2 separate regions of the Homo sapiens genome follow, and region 1 is linked to region 2. The links are chromatin loops, found by intact Hi-C in ENCODE. Cell type or tissue: Calu3. All regions are shown on one strand. Each heading gives the region's core, and the rest is flanking DNA. Links, peaks and the distances in the headings are about the cores only. Region 1 has its middle 320 kb from the start of GPATCH2. Region 2 has its middle 310 kb from the start of ESRRG.

Region 1 (2,820 bases), core at 313-2,812, 280 kb before region 2:
GCTTGATGAGTCAGATAACATACAATTCATGACGGGCAGCTCAAGTTGCATGGTAACTTGGTGAATGATAGTCAAATCTTCAGTTTCTACTAAGGCCCAGTGGCAGACCAAGAGCTGTCTCTCAAAAGGAGAGCAATTATCTGCAGACGATGGTAGGATTTTACTCCAAACTCCTAAGGACGTCTGCTGTGATTCATCTATAGGGGCCTGCCAAAGTGGCCAAACAGCTTCGTTATCTGCCATTGACATCTAAAGCACCATTGGATCTTCTGAATTATATGACCCAAATGGCAGAGCAGCTTGCACAACAGCTTGGCACTGTTGCAGAGCCTTCTCCTGTTCTGGGCCCCACTCAAAACTAGCAGGTTTTCCAGTCACTCAGTAGATGCACTGGAATAACACACCCAAATGAGAAGTGTGTTGCTTCCAAAAATCCAAATAAGCCTACTAGGCATTGTACCTCTTTCTTGGTTGCAGGAAAGACCAGATGCAGCAATTTATTCTTCACCTTAGAAGGGATATCTTAACATGCCCCACACCACTGGACCCTTAGAAATTTCACTGAGGCAGAAGAACCCCAAATGTTAGTTGTATTTATTTTCCACGCTCTGACATGCAAATGTCTTATGTCTTACTAATAAGTCCACAGTAGTCACTACTTCACTACTCACTAGGTCCATTAGCAGAATGTAATCAATGTGATGGACCAGTGTGATATCTTGTGGAAGGGAAAATTGATCAAGATCCTTGGAAACTAAACTATGACATAGGCCTGGGGAGTTGATGTATTCCGGATGTAGGACAGTGAAGGTGTATTGCTGGCCTTGCCAACTGAAGCAAGCTGCCTTATAGACAGAAAGGGAGAAAAAGGCATTTGCCAAATCAATAACTGCATACCAAGTACCAGGAGATGTGTTAATTTGCTCAAGCAATGAAACCACATCTTGTATAGCAGCTGTGATTGGAGTCACCACTTGGTTAAGCTAATAATTCACTGTTCTTTTCCAGAATCCATGTCTTCTGCACAGGCCAAATAGGAGAGTTGAATGAGGATGTGGAGGGAATCACCACCCATGTATTTTTCAAGTCCTTCATGTTGGCACTAATCTCTGCATTTGTCTCCAGGGATATGGTTTTGGCTTTAGTTTACCATTTTCTTAAGTAGAGACTGTTCTAATGGCTTGTATTTGGTCTTTACCACTACAATAGCCCTCAGTACACAAGTTAAGGAACAAAAGCTGCTGAGTATGTCTATTGTAATTATGCATCTGGAACTGGGGAGATGACCACTGGATGGGTTTTGGGTACCCACTGGGAGGCAGACTTGAGCTAAAACTACATTGATTACGGGACCTCCAGAAGCACTTACACTGACTGGGTGGCTGCAGTGATGTTCCAAGACTCTTGTTAGTTGAGATCCAGGATCTAGTAATCCTGAAAGGTCTGATTATTTTCTTTCCTCCAATGCAGTTACCCTGGTAAAAGGCAGGAAGTCCCATTGGGGAAGAATGGGGGATAGATTAATGGTAAATTCTCACTAATGTACCAGGTTTCTTCCTGGAGGGGACCCAGCCTCCTCTTCATTCAAGGGGTTCTGGATCTGTAAACTGGCTCAAGTCTGGGAACTGATTGAGGGGCTGTGATTCCCTCTTTTAATCATTCAAATTCAACTCTTGTTCACTTGACCTGAAAGTTTTCTGCCAATACAGATCAAGTAAGAACTTAGTAGGTTTATTCTTTATTTCACTCCTAGGAACATCATGATTTACTAGCCAGCACCACATTCATTCAGCATATGAATCTACATGAGTCAGACTATTCTGAATGTTGCTTTGCTTCTGCTGTCCATTATGGTACCTACACCCACCTTGTTATGGATGATTGAATGCTGCCGCTTGTCCCCTGCCACCCTGGGATCCAATCATTACCATTGCATTTTTTTTTTCAATTGAATGACTGCAATTCTCACTTCAAGGACCTGTCTTCAGAGAAGAGCAATCACGGAACTCTTCAGGGATGTTGGGGCTCCCCTTGCAAATCTATTTATCAAAGTATTGGTGAAAGGTATGTGTGGGTGAGGAGGTTTTAAGTGACAAATCCACTCTAGGATTCCAGTCTCCCTAAGCCTTTGCATCCCTTCCTCTATTGTAAACTGGGAGATAGGGTGTTTAGGTCAGCTCCTACTCACTCATGGTGGGCTATCTTTTGAGTCAATCAACCAAAGTGTTAGAACCTTTCCTAACTCCCTGAACTGCAACATTAAATGCATAATCTCAGCTTAGTAGGCCCATACCAACAAACTTGGCCTGATCCAACTTTATGTTCCTTCCACCATTATCCCACACCCTTGATATCTATTCCCATACATGTTCCCCAGATTTCTGCTTATATAAGTTAGAAAACTCAAGTAGTTCCTTTGTAGTGTAGCGCACCTCCTGGTGGGCCACACTTTGTACCTCACTCTTAGGGGCCTGCTGGGACTTGAGTCTCTTTATAGATCTAGAAGCAAAGAGGGGTGATAGAGTTGAGTCCTGAGGAGCATCAGCAATTGCCTTGCTTGACAACTGACTCAGAGGAGGACATTGCCATTTACTCAGGCAAATGCAGAGTTAATCCCCTGTGGGATCAGAGGTGGAAAGGCTGATCGCACTGTGGGTGGGAATGCGCTGCTGCTAGGAATGGAGAGCACTGGCAAACAATGCTCGTCAGAATTTAGGAGCTTGATGTCCCAGCCTCACCTGGATTTTCCCACACCATTACACTCTGACTTATGGGACCTCATTCTTTACCAACAAATGCCCTCACTTTAAGTGGACAGCC
Region 2 (2,820 bases), core at 238-2,737:
GCAGCTTCATTTTAAAAAGTAAAAATAAACAGGTAACTTTAATTTTAAGTCTCATGCTCTACTGACTGAGCCAGCTGGGCACTGGTGATTTTAAAAATGCATTCTGTTTATCCTAAATATTAGCATTTCAATGTAACTAATACAAAAATTATGAATAAGATATTTTTGCACTTTGGAGGTACTCTCTGAAATCCAGACTGGCCACATTTCATGTGCTCAATAGTCACTGCATGTGGCCAGTGGCCACCACATTGGACAACACAACCCTGGAACATGTTTATAATGTAAAATTTGACAAATGCTCAGCCCATCTCCTTTAGTTTATTGACATATCAGTGAGCAAAGAAAAAAATAACAATGAAGACCTTAGAACTGGGAGAAGGCTTAGAGATCTTGTCTAACACTTTATTTTGTAAATGAGGAAGCTGGGGATCAGAAAGGCTAAGCGGTATGCTCAAGGTCACACAGCTAGGCTAGCAGCAGACCTCATACTATAACTCAGATTTCTAGACCTGCCAGTGGCCTTCCCACCACACTGTGAAGTTTTTCATAGTTAAACCTAAAAGGTAAAGTGGGATTAATGATTTTCTACCTGGGAGTCATAGGAAAATGGTTGAGTTTCGGGTAATGGTGGTCTGTTTATCCCATGCGTGGCTCAGTGTCTGGTTCTACTTATGGTCTGCTGCAAATCTGTGAAAGGTCTGGTTGGGAAGAGGGCTGTTATCTATGGCCACAGAGAAGAGTGAAGGGACAGGGAGGCTTGTGGTTTGATCACTTGGTTTATGGTCATGTCCATGAGAGAGAGAGACAAAGAGAAAGAAAAAGAGAAAGAGAAAGGGAAAGGGAGAGAAAGAATCTCTGTGTAGGCACTGCCTCCGCACCACCTTATTCTTTCTTTGACATGGTCAGCATCCCAGTAGAAGGTGGAATCTAGGGCTGTAGTACAGTGTGCTAGTGAGGATACCCAGCTTCGGTTTTTCTCTTTTCCCTGCCTGGGAAATGCCTGTCCCTGTGCTAAAGGGAGGGCTAAGCTGAGTAAATATTAGTTGTGTCATCAAAGCAAATGGAAGAAAGAGCGTTTCATTGCTTTATAAGTAACCTCAAACCCGCGCCTTTCCTTAGCCATTCCTTTCTTTTTGGTCAGCTGCGTTTTTATTTTTTGGACCTGACTCCTTTTCTTTTCACTTAAGGGAGTTGCAGACCAGCTAAAGAATGTTATGAATAGGAAAGGCCTGTAGTGCATTTAGCTTGGGAAAATATCCCCTAGAATAGATTGTTTCTGAGTCAAGTGTATAAATATTCTGGCTCAAGACTATACCCTTTTTCTTAATGAATTGGTCTGGCGGTAGTTAAAGCCAAGTGTGGTCTAGCAGAGTGCTCCAGAGAGAAAATTGAATGGACACAGAGCCCAGTCATAGTTTTCAACTTTATATAATGCGTTTCGCAACATATTAGAAAATTAACTTTATGACAACTGGCAGGACCTGTTGTGTAAGTCAGTCCATTTGGAAGCAGTTCAGTGTCTTTTCCTGCTTCACCTGGGCCTCCCTACTTAGTGAATTTTGAACACACAAACAGCAGCCGTGGGCCTGCTCAGTTTCCTGGTGAGTCATTCAAGTTTTTCTTCCCTTACGGTCGGTTTCTGAGCTAGTGAGTATAAAAAAAGGAATTTTTCATGGACTACTTTAAAAAACGACTGCTAATCAATTTTTCTTATTATTTTATGCCCTCTGCTTTTACACTACCCCCACCAGCTGGTTAATCATGCAAAAGCTGAACACTTCATTAGCTAGTACATGTTCGCCCATGGGCATTTCTGTAGTAAATTAGTTCTTTCTATTTATACAGGTAAGTCATGGCCAAAAGTCTTATAAGATGCCAAAGGTAAGGGTTAGAATTAATTTCTTCTTTTTTTTTTTTAAGTTTTTCAGAGAGCTCATTTTAAACTCTGAGCTGTAATGGTACACAATTACTTTTGAATTAAAGATAAATTAAAGATAAAGAGGGGTCCAGTGTTGTAGCATAGAGATGGCTAACATAGCTTTTGGTGCAATGCTTGCATTTCAGAAAGCAGGGGCATAAGGTGCAATACTTAGTATTTTTTCAAGGTAGGGCCTAGAAAACAATTGGGAAGAGGCTTTTTCAATGCAAGTACAAGGCAGGATAGAGGCTAGACAGAGCCATCAATGAATTCTGTGCTAGGGTTGGTGCCAGATGCCCATGTAATTAGGCATATAACCCATGCACAAACCTATGAACTACCTGTGTATTTTTTGCTATCTTGTGAAAACTTCCTGGAATTTGAAAATATTCTTTGCCAATTTTATTTTGTCAGAAAAACTACTTGTGTAATTGGAAGGAAATAGTGATGGTGGACTCCTAAAATGTGCTATTCCCAAAGACATAAAATTGAACCCAGAAATTTCTCTCACCCCTCTCCTGGGAGAAATTATTTTCACTAGGGGCTCTGCAATTTTGCAAATTCACCTAACAGGAAAAGCTCAGGCCCCTCTGAACTTGGCATCAAATATCTTGACATGTCTGTCCTCCAAAGCAGTATTGGACTTCTGTATTTACCAGCCACAATTCTTTGTAGGTATGAGGAGAGTTGCTGTCTCCAATGTGGGTTCTCTCAGTCTTTCCATTTTCTGTAGAGCCTTTTCAGCAGGAGCATCTTCTGGCAACACCTACTCTAGTTGTTCCTTGCATGTTTTAAGTCCTTCCAGGTCTATACATGGAGAGGTAATGGAGATAGAGGCTGAATTAATTTCTTCCATAAAGCTGAAGTAAGATGCTATTCTGTAAGACCGATATCCCTTT

The links. Hi-C counts contacts between places; a loop is a spot of excess contacts. Peaks named below come from ENCODE experiments on the same cell type or tissue, not always from the same donor. Only the 100,000 strongest peaks of a DNase experiment are listed, where the experiment ranks them.
Region 1: a loop joins it to region 2, with 15 times the contacts of the local background. A loop is called at or near these places in 1 of 110 quality-filtered maps.

The regions. Positions count from the first base shown.
Region 1 is chr1:217,310,472-217,313,291 of GRCh38, reverse strand. No RefSeq gene overlaps it. Among named protein-coding and RNA genes, the nearest start is that of GPATCH2, 320 kb to the left of the region's middle. In Calu3, for the core only: no CTCF peak of the experiment used is centred there; no DNase peak of the experiment used is centred there.
Region 2 is chr1:217,028,160-217,030,979 of GRCh38, reverse strand. It overlaps a transcript of ESRRG not described here. Among named protein-coding and RNA genes, the nearest start is that of ESRRG, 310 kb to the right of the region's middle. In Calu3, for the core only: no CTCF peak of the experiment used is centred there; a DNase peak (open chromatin) is centred at 1,559.